2 separate regions of the Homo sapiens genome follow, and region 1 is linked to region 2. A link is a loop called in an ENCODE intact Hi-C map of the cell type or tissue named here. Cell type or tissue: mammary epithelial cell. All regions are shown on one strand. Region 1 overlaps LOC105377864. Region 2 overlaps MEI4 (meiotic double-stranded break formation protein 4).

Region 1 (5,000 bases), 270 kb before region 2:
AGGACCTGGCGCGGCACACTGGGAAGGGGCAGGTGTCTGGGGGAGCTGGAGGGACGCGGCGTGCACCAGCCCGGGAGAAGCGTGCGAGCTACGGAGCAGATGGGCTCTTTATATAGAGTCCAGGTCCGGTCCGCCAGAGCAGTGCAACTCGTGCGGCGCGGCGGGTGCGGACGCCCGCTCCCCATCACCTTCCCTTTTTCTCTCTCCCTCCCTCTTTTCCCCCCGCCCTGTTCCTTTCCTGGCCAAGGAAGCTCCCGCCGGGTCCTACCGCCCTATCTCCCCGCTTCCCACCCTGGGCCATCCTCCCAGCCCTGACAACCTGGAGCTGCATTTCTGGTCAGGGGAAGAAGGCGTCCTGTTCTCGCCTCTACGGACATCAGAGCTTGCTGCGCTGACCTCCAGTGAGACCCATGTCCTTAGCCATGGTCACAGGTTTAGTCCAGCAGTCTGGCCCTAGGCTCCTGCCTACCACTCCCACCCTAGGAGGCCAGTGTTAGGCGGGGAAGCCCTGGTCTCTGACCTCTCCGCTCTAAAATCATATCCAGCCCTGATGGCCACACCCAGGTTAGGAGGCACCAGTAATATCGCTGTAGAGGGCCCAATGTTTGCATTTTGTACTTTGCCGTCCTTAACTCTTGATACAATAAAAACTATTTTTTCATCTAGTTTTAGAAATTTGTGTTTTTCACTCAACTATGAGTCAACAGGGAAAAAGACAAGCTATCTGCGAAAATGTAAAAGTTATCACAAACAGAAGCCAACTGTATGTGAAATTAAACCTTCTGCTCCACCATCCTCTTCCAGCTGCTCAGTGCTTCAGTGCCTCTGGAAAACAGTTGCCAGTAAGCGTGTTCCTTCCAACAGCCTACCTAGAAAGGAGGTCATCAGAATTCAAGAAAAAAGGGGGATGGTGGGGCGGGGAGGACTGGAACCATCATCAGCACCATCTTGTGTGTCTCCTTTGCCTTCAACTAATATGTGGGAATGTCAGCCATAAGCTGCAGCATGCAATACCAGTACCTAGGTCTCATGACCAGGGACGGATCCCCTGTCCTCAGTTTCTCCTCTGACCTCAACAGAAACAAATGTAGGGTAGAGATGCAAATCAGAAAGTATGAAGAAAAGCTCCAGGAAAGGACAAGGTATTTTCAGCTCGAAGGATTAAATGATCCCCACTACGAATTCCTAGAGCCTAGATCCATGTTTGGCACCTAGAGTGTATCTAATAAAAACTGCATTGTAAATGAATTCATCTGTTTAAGCGCACATATATTTTAAAGAGAATCATTCTGTGTCAGAACCTAAGGCTATCTGATCTGATCCCTCCACCCAGTTTTAGAGGAAGAGTAATTGAGATCCTTTGAAAGAAGAGCTTTTTACCCAAGGCAATAAAGCACAAACCCAAGTTCCCTTAATTCCCGGTTCTCTAAACCAGGCAAGCAGGCAAAAAATAGAGTGCCTACTCTATGCTGAGTATTTTTCTAGGCATCCGAGGTATGGAGGCCAGTGGGAGTAGACTCAGACCCTCTTTTCCAGCAGTTTACATTCTAGAAGAGACAGACAATAACTACATGAACAAGTAAATAATTAATACTTATACTTTTCTGTAGTGTTAAGTGTTTTGAAGAAAAACACACATACACACATGCATGCATTGAGAGTGAGGGTACTCCTTTAACTAAGGTGGCAGCTCTTCAAGGACGTCCTCTAGATGCGGTCTGGGCTGCAGCAGCCACCCTGAGGATAAAAGCACAGCCTTCTCTCTTTTTCTCCTCCAGTCCTAGCACCTAGCATTTTGCCACCAACCTTAAGCCTCATTTTCACCACATTTTAAGGGATCCTTCCCATTCTCCCACCCCATCCACCTAGATAAACAATTATTTTTGTCAACTGCAGCGCTCACTTAGAAACCATAGAAGAGGGAAGCAAAGCCGGCGAGTTTAAACCGCTAGGTGGGGGCATTGGCCAGGACGGATCAAAAGTGTGTGCGATTGCGGGTGTGTCCTGTGGGAGTGCGGGGTGCCAGGAAACAATTTTCCCGTTATCCTAGGAGAACTGGAAACGATTAGAGACAAGTGTTAAAGGGATGGGAAGCGGGGGAAGGCCGACAGGAATGTAACCAGCTCCATGCGACCTTTCCTCTTTTAATTTCTGCTCGGGAGCATGGGACGGAGAAAAAACAAAGCAAAATTTGTTCCCCACACGGTTTTTGGCTTTAGCGGTTTGGGGACCTGTGGCTTTCTCCAGCCATGCCTCCACTGCTTCGCAGAGTCCCAGACTCCCAGAGGAATCCGCCCCTTGTAGGCAGTTTGATTTTACCCTCTTTGGTAAAGAGCTGCTTAAACACACACCGCCATCATATTGACCGGATGTTGGCAGAGTTCAGTGAAGAACCCCATTTCCTTAACCTGACTTCCGCATTTCAAGTATTCCTTTCTCACTTTAAAACACATAAAACATAGGTGTTTGCACAGAGGCGCATGTGTGTGAAACACCCAAGAGAGAAAGAGACCCTGTAAAGTCGCCTGTGCCTGGGTCACCCCTTCGGAGTAGGGGTCGCTGGGTAAGGTCCAAGTGCCAGCTCTGCAGTCCCCAGCGGCGCTAGAAGGAACCTCCAGGCAAGTTTTGGGGGAAATTCACCTGACAGGGGAGGAGCAGAGAGGGAATCAGTAGCGGAAGGGAAAGGGTGGAGATGGATTACCTGAGCGCAGCAAAACTTAGTTGAGTAGAAATAAGCTCCCGTATGAACACCGGGCACTAAAACTGCGAATTAATGTGGTTCCCTTATTATCAATTCCACGCACGTGTACGTTTGGCAGAAGCTGAGTAAGTGGAGAATAACTCTGGAACTGAAATGAAGTCAGTGAACCGACACAAAACCAGATCCTAGCGGTGAGCTGGCTGCGGAGGAACCAAAGAAAAATGAATCCTCGAGGAACCCTCTCCCATGCTAGGAAGATGTAGTTCTACAGCTGCAGCACCAAATTCGAGGCGCAGGCTGGGAAGTTTAAAGCGCAGCGCTAACCAGACTGGACACTGTCAAGGGAAGCATACTCTGCCTACAGCAACCACAAGAGATATCTCACGGAATTTATTGCAACTCAACTCTATGTAAGCTGGCAGTCAGCTAACCTTAGTCAGCCCTAGCCAGCTCTCTTGCCTGCGGCGACTGAGTCTTGCTTTCAGCATCCCTAGAGTCTTCCATCCAGAGAGTAACTATTGAAAGAGGTCCAGGCCCAGGAGCAAAGAAAGTCCTGATTTTATCTTTGCTTTGCTGAAAGAAAAACGTTAGAACACTCATGCGCCTGTCACTTTTCTCCTTTGATACAGGAAAATACAACCCCGCACTCACCATCCCACTGCTTGAGAAATCTGGTGTGGAGGCCTGTCTTGCTGCTTCTTTCAAATTCTGCTTCCTCCATCTATGGCCAGCATATATATATATATTTTCACTTCAGAAACGGGCAGCAGGAGACCACCAGCTCATGTGTGCACCATCCTAATGTGTGCTGGCAGCCCATTTCTAGGTTTATCTTATACTTCCTCCAGTAACTATTCCTTAAAGAACTGACTGATGGCAATGAAACTATCAGGTCCACCCAGTGACTTGGTTCTTACCATCCTTTGTGACTTCCTTGATGAAAACTATGAAAATGTTCAGATAAATGACCATATACATACATAGATATACATGTAATTTTTGCGGACAAATTCTGAGGATTTCCAAACCATATGAGGCCCAGATCCCTTTCCATATTCATTGGCCCTCACATTAGGCCTTTGACCTGATATTTGTGTCATGGTATTTACATTCCATCTGTTTTATTAGAAATTTTGAGGTCTTTCTTACCAAATAATGAAGGCAGGTGCTTTATTCCCTAAATGTTAGTTTGGTGTAACTTAATCCCTAAAAATTGGTAATTCTCCTATGTGTCTATATATGGATACAAATATCATGTAAGCCATATTTCTATTTAAGGAAGAATGCAAACAAAACTTAGAGCAAATATATATAACTTAGACATTTTTAATACCTATCTCCATATGAATAAACACTTTGCTACTTTGAACAGATACTTGCAACAAGTAACTTACTACTGGTTCAAAGATAGCCCAGATCCAACTAGAAGAGCCAGCTCCCAATTAAGATCTAATCACATATTTCCTGGCTGAAGACGTAGGTCTTCAAAAAAAAATTCTATTTTACAGCTACTATTAAGTAATGTAAGTAAGGTTACATAGAGTATGGTGTGCTGAATTTTTTTTTTCTTGGACAGAGTGAGATTTGGCAATGAGAAATATCTGAATGAAAAAACAATGCCAATAAATCCACCAAACTTACAAACAACTTGCTTTTTTAAGTTGGCAGTGTAATTAAGCAGCTCTGTTCAAGATGAAGTCTCTCTTGAAAAACCAAACCAAACAATTTGATGGTGAAGTTATCTTTCAGCCTAAGTGACGAAGCAATAGAAATGCAAAGTCTTTATTTTCAAACAAATAAAGAAAAGTCAAAACACTTATTTTGCCGAAGAAAAGCAAAATTCTTAATTTCAAACAGGAAAAATGACATCACTCTCTGGTGCTTTATTGCTTCTTTACCTGTCATTCATGAATAAGAATCATTATCCTTTATTGAACACAATATACTAAGCCATATGCTATGTATTCTACATACATTCTTACACTTATTTCTTATAACACTGAGAGTTGTCATTATCATTCTCATTTTCGGGATAAAGAAGTTGAGGCTTAGAGAATTGAAGTAATTTTGCCAATGTCAGACAGCTGGTAAGTGATAGAATCAATTTTCAAGTTCAAGTCTCTAATTTCAAGTTACAACCATTGACCAGTATTCTACACTGGATCGGCCATGCAGCTCAGCGTAGCCACCCATTTTGCTCACCTGACCATGACTTCGTTTCCTTCTGCCTGTGAGATGACGTCATTGCTCATAGCTATTTAAGTCTCCATAGTAATATTCGTTTAGACGCCTTCAAATT
Region 2 (5,000 bases):
GTGCTGCAATAAACATACATGTGCATGTGTCTTTATAGTAGAATGATTTATAATCATTTGGGTGTATATTCAGTAATGGGATTTCTGGGTCAAATGGTATTTTTGGTTCTAGATCCTTCAGGAATTGCCACACTGTATTCTACAATTGTTCAACTAATTTACACTTCCACCAACACTGTAAAAGCATTCCTATTTCTCCACATCCTCTCCAGCATCTGTTGTTTCCTGACTTTAACCATCTCCATTCTAACTGGTGTGAGATGGTAGCTCATTGTGGTTTTGATTTGCATTTCTCTAATGAGCAGTGTTGATGAGCTTTTTCTCATATGTTTCTTGGCCGCATAAATGTCTTCTTTTGAAAAGTGTCTGTTCATATCCTTTGCCCACTTTTTGATGGGGTTGTTTTTTTCTTGTAAATTTAAATTCCTTGTAGACTCTGGATAGTAGATCTTTGTCAGATGGGTAGATTGCAAAAATTTTCTCCCATTCTGTCAGTTGCCTGTTCACTATGATGATAATTTCTTTTGCTGTCCAGCTCTTTAGTTTAATTAGATCCCATTCATCAATTTTGGCTTTTGTTGCAATAGCTTTTGGTGTTTTGGTCATGAAGTCTTTGCCCATGCCTATATCCTGAATGGTATTGCCTAAGTTTTCTTCTAGGGTTTTTTTTGGTTTTGAGTTTTACCTTTAAGTCTTTAACCCATCTTGAGTTAATTTTTTGTGTTAGGTTTAAGGAAGAGGTCCAGTTTCAGTTTTCTGCATATGGCTAATCAGTTTTCCCAGCACTATTTATTAAATAGGGAATCCTGTCCCCATTGCTTGTTGGCACATACACACCATGGAATACTATGCAGCCATAGAATAGAATGAGTTCATGTCCTTTGCAGGGACATGGATGAACCTGGAAGCTGTCATTCTCACCAGACTAATACAGAACAGAAAACCAAGCACTGCATGTTCTCACTCATAAGTGGAAGTTGAACAATGAGAACCTGTGGACACAGGGAGGGGAACATCACACACTGGGCCTGTCAGGGGGTGGGGAGCAAGGGGAGGGACACCATTAGGACAAATACTTAATGCATGCTTGAAACCTAGATGATGGGTTGATAGGTACAGCAAACCACTATGGCACGTGTATACCTATGTAACAAACCTGCACGTTCTGCACATGTATCCCAGAACTTAGAATTAAAAAAAAAAATAGGAAAACCAACTCCTGGATTTGTTGATCTTTTGAATTTTTTTGTGTCTCAATGTCTTTTAGTTCAGCTTTGATTTTGATTATTTCTTGTCTTCTGCTAGCTTTGGGATTGCTTGGCTCTTGGTTCTCTAATTCTGTTAGTTTTGATGTTAGGTTATTAAATTGAGATCTTTCTAACTTTCTGATGTGGATGTTTAATGCTATAATTTTTCCTCCTAACCCTGCCTTAGCTGTGTCCCAGAGATCCTGTTATGTTGTATCTTTGTTCTCATTAGTTTCAAACAATTTATTGATTTCTACCTTAATTGCATTATTTACCCCAAAGTCATTCAGGAGCAGGTTATTCACTTTTTATGTAACTGTATGGTTTTGAGTTATTTTCTTATTCTTGAATTCTATTTTAATTACACTGTCGTCTGAGAGAATGGCTGTTATGATTTCAGTTCTTCTGCATTTGCTGAGGAGTTTTTTATGTTTGATTATGTGATCGATTTTAGAGTATGTGCCATGTGGTGGCACATGAGGATGAGAAGAATGTACATTCTGTTGTTTTGAGGTAGAGAGTTCTGTAGATGTCTATCAGGTCCATTTGATCCAGTGATGAGTTGGGTCCTCAATATCTTTGTTAATTTTTTGCTTTAATGATCTGTCTAATACTGTCAGTGGGGTGCTGAAGTCTCCCACTATTACTGCAATTGAAGCCTTTTCTTTGTCACCATTTCTCAAAAATGCTTTGCAATGTGATAAAATATATCCTTCTAGAGGCAGAAGTCAATTGCTTTAAACTGAAACACTCATATCACAATATGAATTATGAAATATTTTAAAATAGCATTTCCTGTTTGACCACCAGGTGGCATAAACATTGCTTTTAAGTAGTCGAATTTAAGGCATCAGTATATGTGAGTGATTATTATTAATGCTAGGAAATCATAGATGGTACTAACAAATTGTGTATACCTGTGATGTTATTTCAAGTGCATTTGAAGAGATTTTATTTGATCTCAACCTTTATCTGTATAGACACACACATATTTATATATTTATAAATAATGTTGAACATATATATTTTGAAAAAAATATATATATAATATGAATTCAGACCACCAATTATGTAGGAGAGCAGGCATCAAACAACAGAAATACCCACAAAATAAACTCTGTGTCTACCCTGAAGAACCTCGTCTTTACAATAGGGAGTCACTAAAACCCTTAAAACAGGTTAATGAGTACAGTAATATAATTATATGTAAGGTACAAGATAGCATAGACAGGGGAGATACTTTTTTTGTCTGGAGAGAGCAGGGATGGTTTCACAGAAAATTTGAAGCAGGGTTTGAAGAATCAGTACACATCTGGATTATGGTATAAGAAACACACCAGATGGGAAAAAACCTGTGCAGTTATGTTAATTAGCATGGCATGTTTTGGTGAACTGTCAGGAATTTAAAGTTGCTTGCATGTAAATAACGATAAGAGTAGAGGGAAGGCTGGAGAAGGACGAAGGGGCCACACAGTGAAAGGCTTTCTGGGCAAAACTGAGGAACATGGAGAACTCTGTCCTGTAAGGTATGGGTAGCCTGTGGGAGATTTTAAGGAGAGAATTTCTGTTATCAAAGTAGTATTTTAGAAGGGTGACTCTCTGATTGGTCTAGAGTGTGGCCTAGAGGAGAACAGAACCAGAAGGCAGTAATCAGCTAGGTGAGATAATTGTGGTAATCAGTTCAAGAGATCATAATGATGTGGATTAAAGTAGTGGAAGGGACTAGGGAAGGACAGATTCAGATACATATGTTATGACAGTTAATTTTATATGTCCACTTGATGGGTCATGAAGTATCCAGATGTTTGATCCAACATCATTCTGTGTGTTTTTTAATTTTAATTTTTATTTTTAATTTAAGTTTTAGGGTACATGTGCACAATGTGCAGGTTAGTTACATATGTACACATGTGCCATGCTGGTGTGCTGCACCCATTAACTCGTCATTTAGCATTAGGCATATCTCCTAATGCTATCCCTCCCCCCTCCCCCCACCCCACAACAGTCCCCAGAGTGTGATGTTCCCCTTCCTGTGTCCATGTGTTCTCATTGTTCAATTCCCACCTATGAGTGAGAACATGCGGTGTTTGGTTTTTTGTCCTTGTGACAGTTTACTGAGAATGATGATCTCCAGTTTCATCCATGTCCCTACAAAGGACATGAACTCATCATTTTTTATGGCTGCATAGTACTCCATGGTGTATATGTGCCACATTTTCTTGATCCAGTCTATCATTGTTGGACATTTGGCTTGGTTCCAAGTCTTTGCTATTGTGAATAGTGCCACAATAAACATACGTGTGCATGTGTCTTTATAGCAGCATGATTTATAGTCCTTTGGGGTATATACCCAGTAGTGGGATGGCTGGGTCAAATGGTATTTCTAGTTCTAGATCCCTGAGGAATCGCCACACTGACTTCCACAAGGGTTGAACTAGTTTACAGTCCCACCAACAGTGTCAAAGTGTTCCTATTTCTCCACATCCTCTCCAGCACCTGTTGTTTCCTGACTTTTTAATGATTGCCATTCTAACTGGTGTGAGATGGTATCTCATTGTGGTTTTGATTTGCATTTCTCTGATGGCCAGTGATGGTGAGCATTTTTTCCTGTGTTTTTTGGCTGCATAAATGTCTTCTTTTGAGAAGTGTCTGTTCATGTCCTTTGCCCACTTTTTGATGGGGTTGTTTGTTTTTTCTTGTAAATTTATTTGAGTTCATTGTAGATTCTGGATATTAGCCCCTTGGTGAGATGAGTAGTTTGCGAAAATTTTCTCCCATTTTGTAGGTTGCCTATTCACTCTGACGTAGTTTCTTTTGCTGTGCAGACGCTCTCTAGTTTAGTTAGATCCCATTTGTCAATTTTGGCTTTTGTTGCCATTGCTTTTGGTGTTTTAGACCTGAAGTCCTTGCCCATGCCTGTGTCCTGAATGGTAATGCCTAGGTTTTCTTCTAGGGTTTTTATGGTTTTAGGTCTAACATGTAAGTCTTTAAACCATCTTGAATTAATTTTTGTATAAGGTGTAAGGAAGGGATCCAGTTTCAGCTTTCTACATATGGCTAGCCAGTTTTCCCAGCACCATTTATTAAATAGGGACTCCTTTCCCCATTGCTTGTTTTTCACAGGTTTGTCAAAGATTAGATAGTTGTAGATATGCGGCGTTATTTCTTAGGGCTCTGTTCTGTTCCATTGATCTATATCTCTGTTTTGGTACCAGTACCATGCTGTTTTGGTTACTGTAGCCTTATAGTATAGTTTGAAGTCAGGTAGCGTGATGCCTCCAGCTTTGTTCTTTTGGCTTAGGATTGACTTGGCGATGCGGGCTCTTTTTTGGTTCCATATGAACTTGAAAGTAGTTTTTTCCAACTCTGTGAAGAAAGTCATTGGTAGATTGATGGGGATAGCATTGAATCTATAAATTACCTTGGGCAGTATGGCCATTATCATGATATTGATTCTTCCTACCCATGAGCATGGAATGTTCTTCCATTTGTTTGTATCCTCTTTTATTTCCTTGAGCAGTGGTTTGTAGTTCTCCTTGAAGAGGTCCTTCACATCCCTTGTAAGTTGGATTCCTGGGTATTTTACTCTCTTTGAAGCAATTGTGAATTGGAGTTCACTCATAATTTGGCTCTCTGTTTGTCTGTTATTGGTGTATAAGAATGCTTGTGATTTTTGTACATTGATTTTGTATCCTGAGACTTTGCTGAAGTTGCTTATCAGCTTAAGGAGATTTTGGGCTGAGATGACGGGGT

Evidence for each region. Hi-C counts contacts between places; a loop is a spot of excess contacts. Peaks named below come from ENCODE experiments on the same cell type or tissue, not always from the same donor. Only the 100,000 strongest peaks of a DNase experiment are listed, where the experiment ranks them.
Region 1: it touches region 2 in a loop (26-fold over the local background); 2 of 110 quality-filtered maps call a loop at or near these places.

What each region holds. Positions count from the first base shown.
Region 1 is chr6:77,464,199-77,469,198 of GRCh38, forward strand. The region is part of intron 5 of LOC105377864; the gene reads left to right. Among named protein-coding and RNA genes, the nearest start is that of HTR1B, 3.2 kb to the left of the region's middle. RefSeq lists enhancers at 2,023-2,072, 2,283-2,342. In mammary epithelial cell, a CTCF peak has its summit at 1,955; DNase peaks (open chromatin) are centred at 1,973 and 3,123; H3K4me3 peaks cover 1,585 bases; H3K27ac peaks cover 350 bases.
Region 2 is chr6:77,738,537-77,743,536 of GRCh38, forward strand. All of the region lies in intron 2 of MEI4 (meiotic double-stranded break formation protein 4), which reads left to right. Among named protein-coding and RNA genes, the nearest start is that of MEI4, 88 kb to the left of the region's middle. In mammary epithelial cell, a CTCF peak has its summit at 2,053 (motif pointing right); no DNase peak of the experiment used is centred here.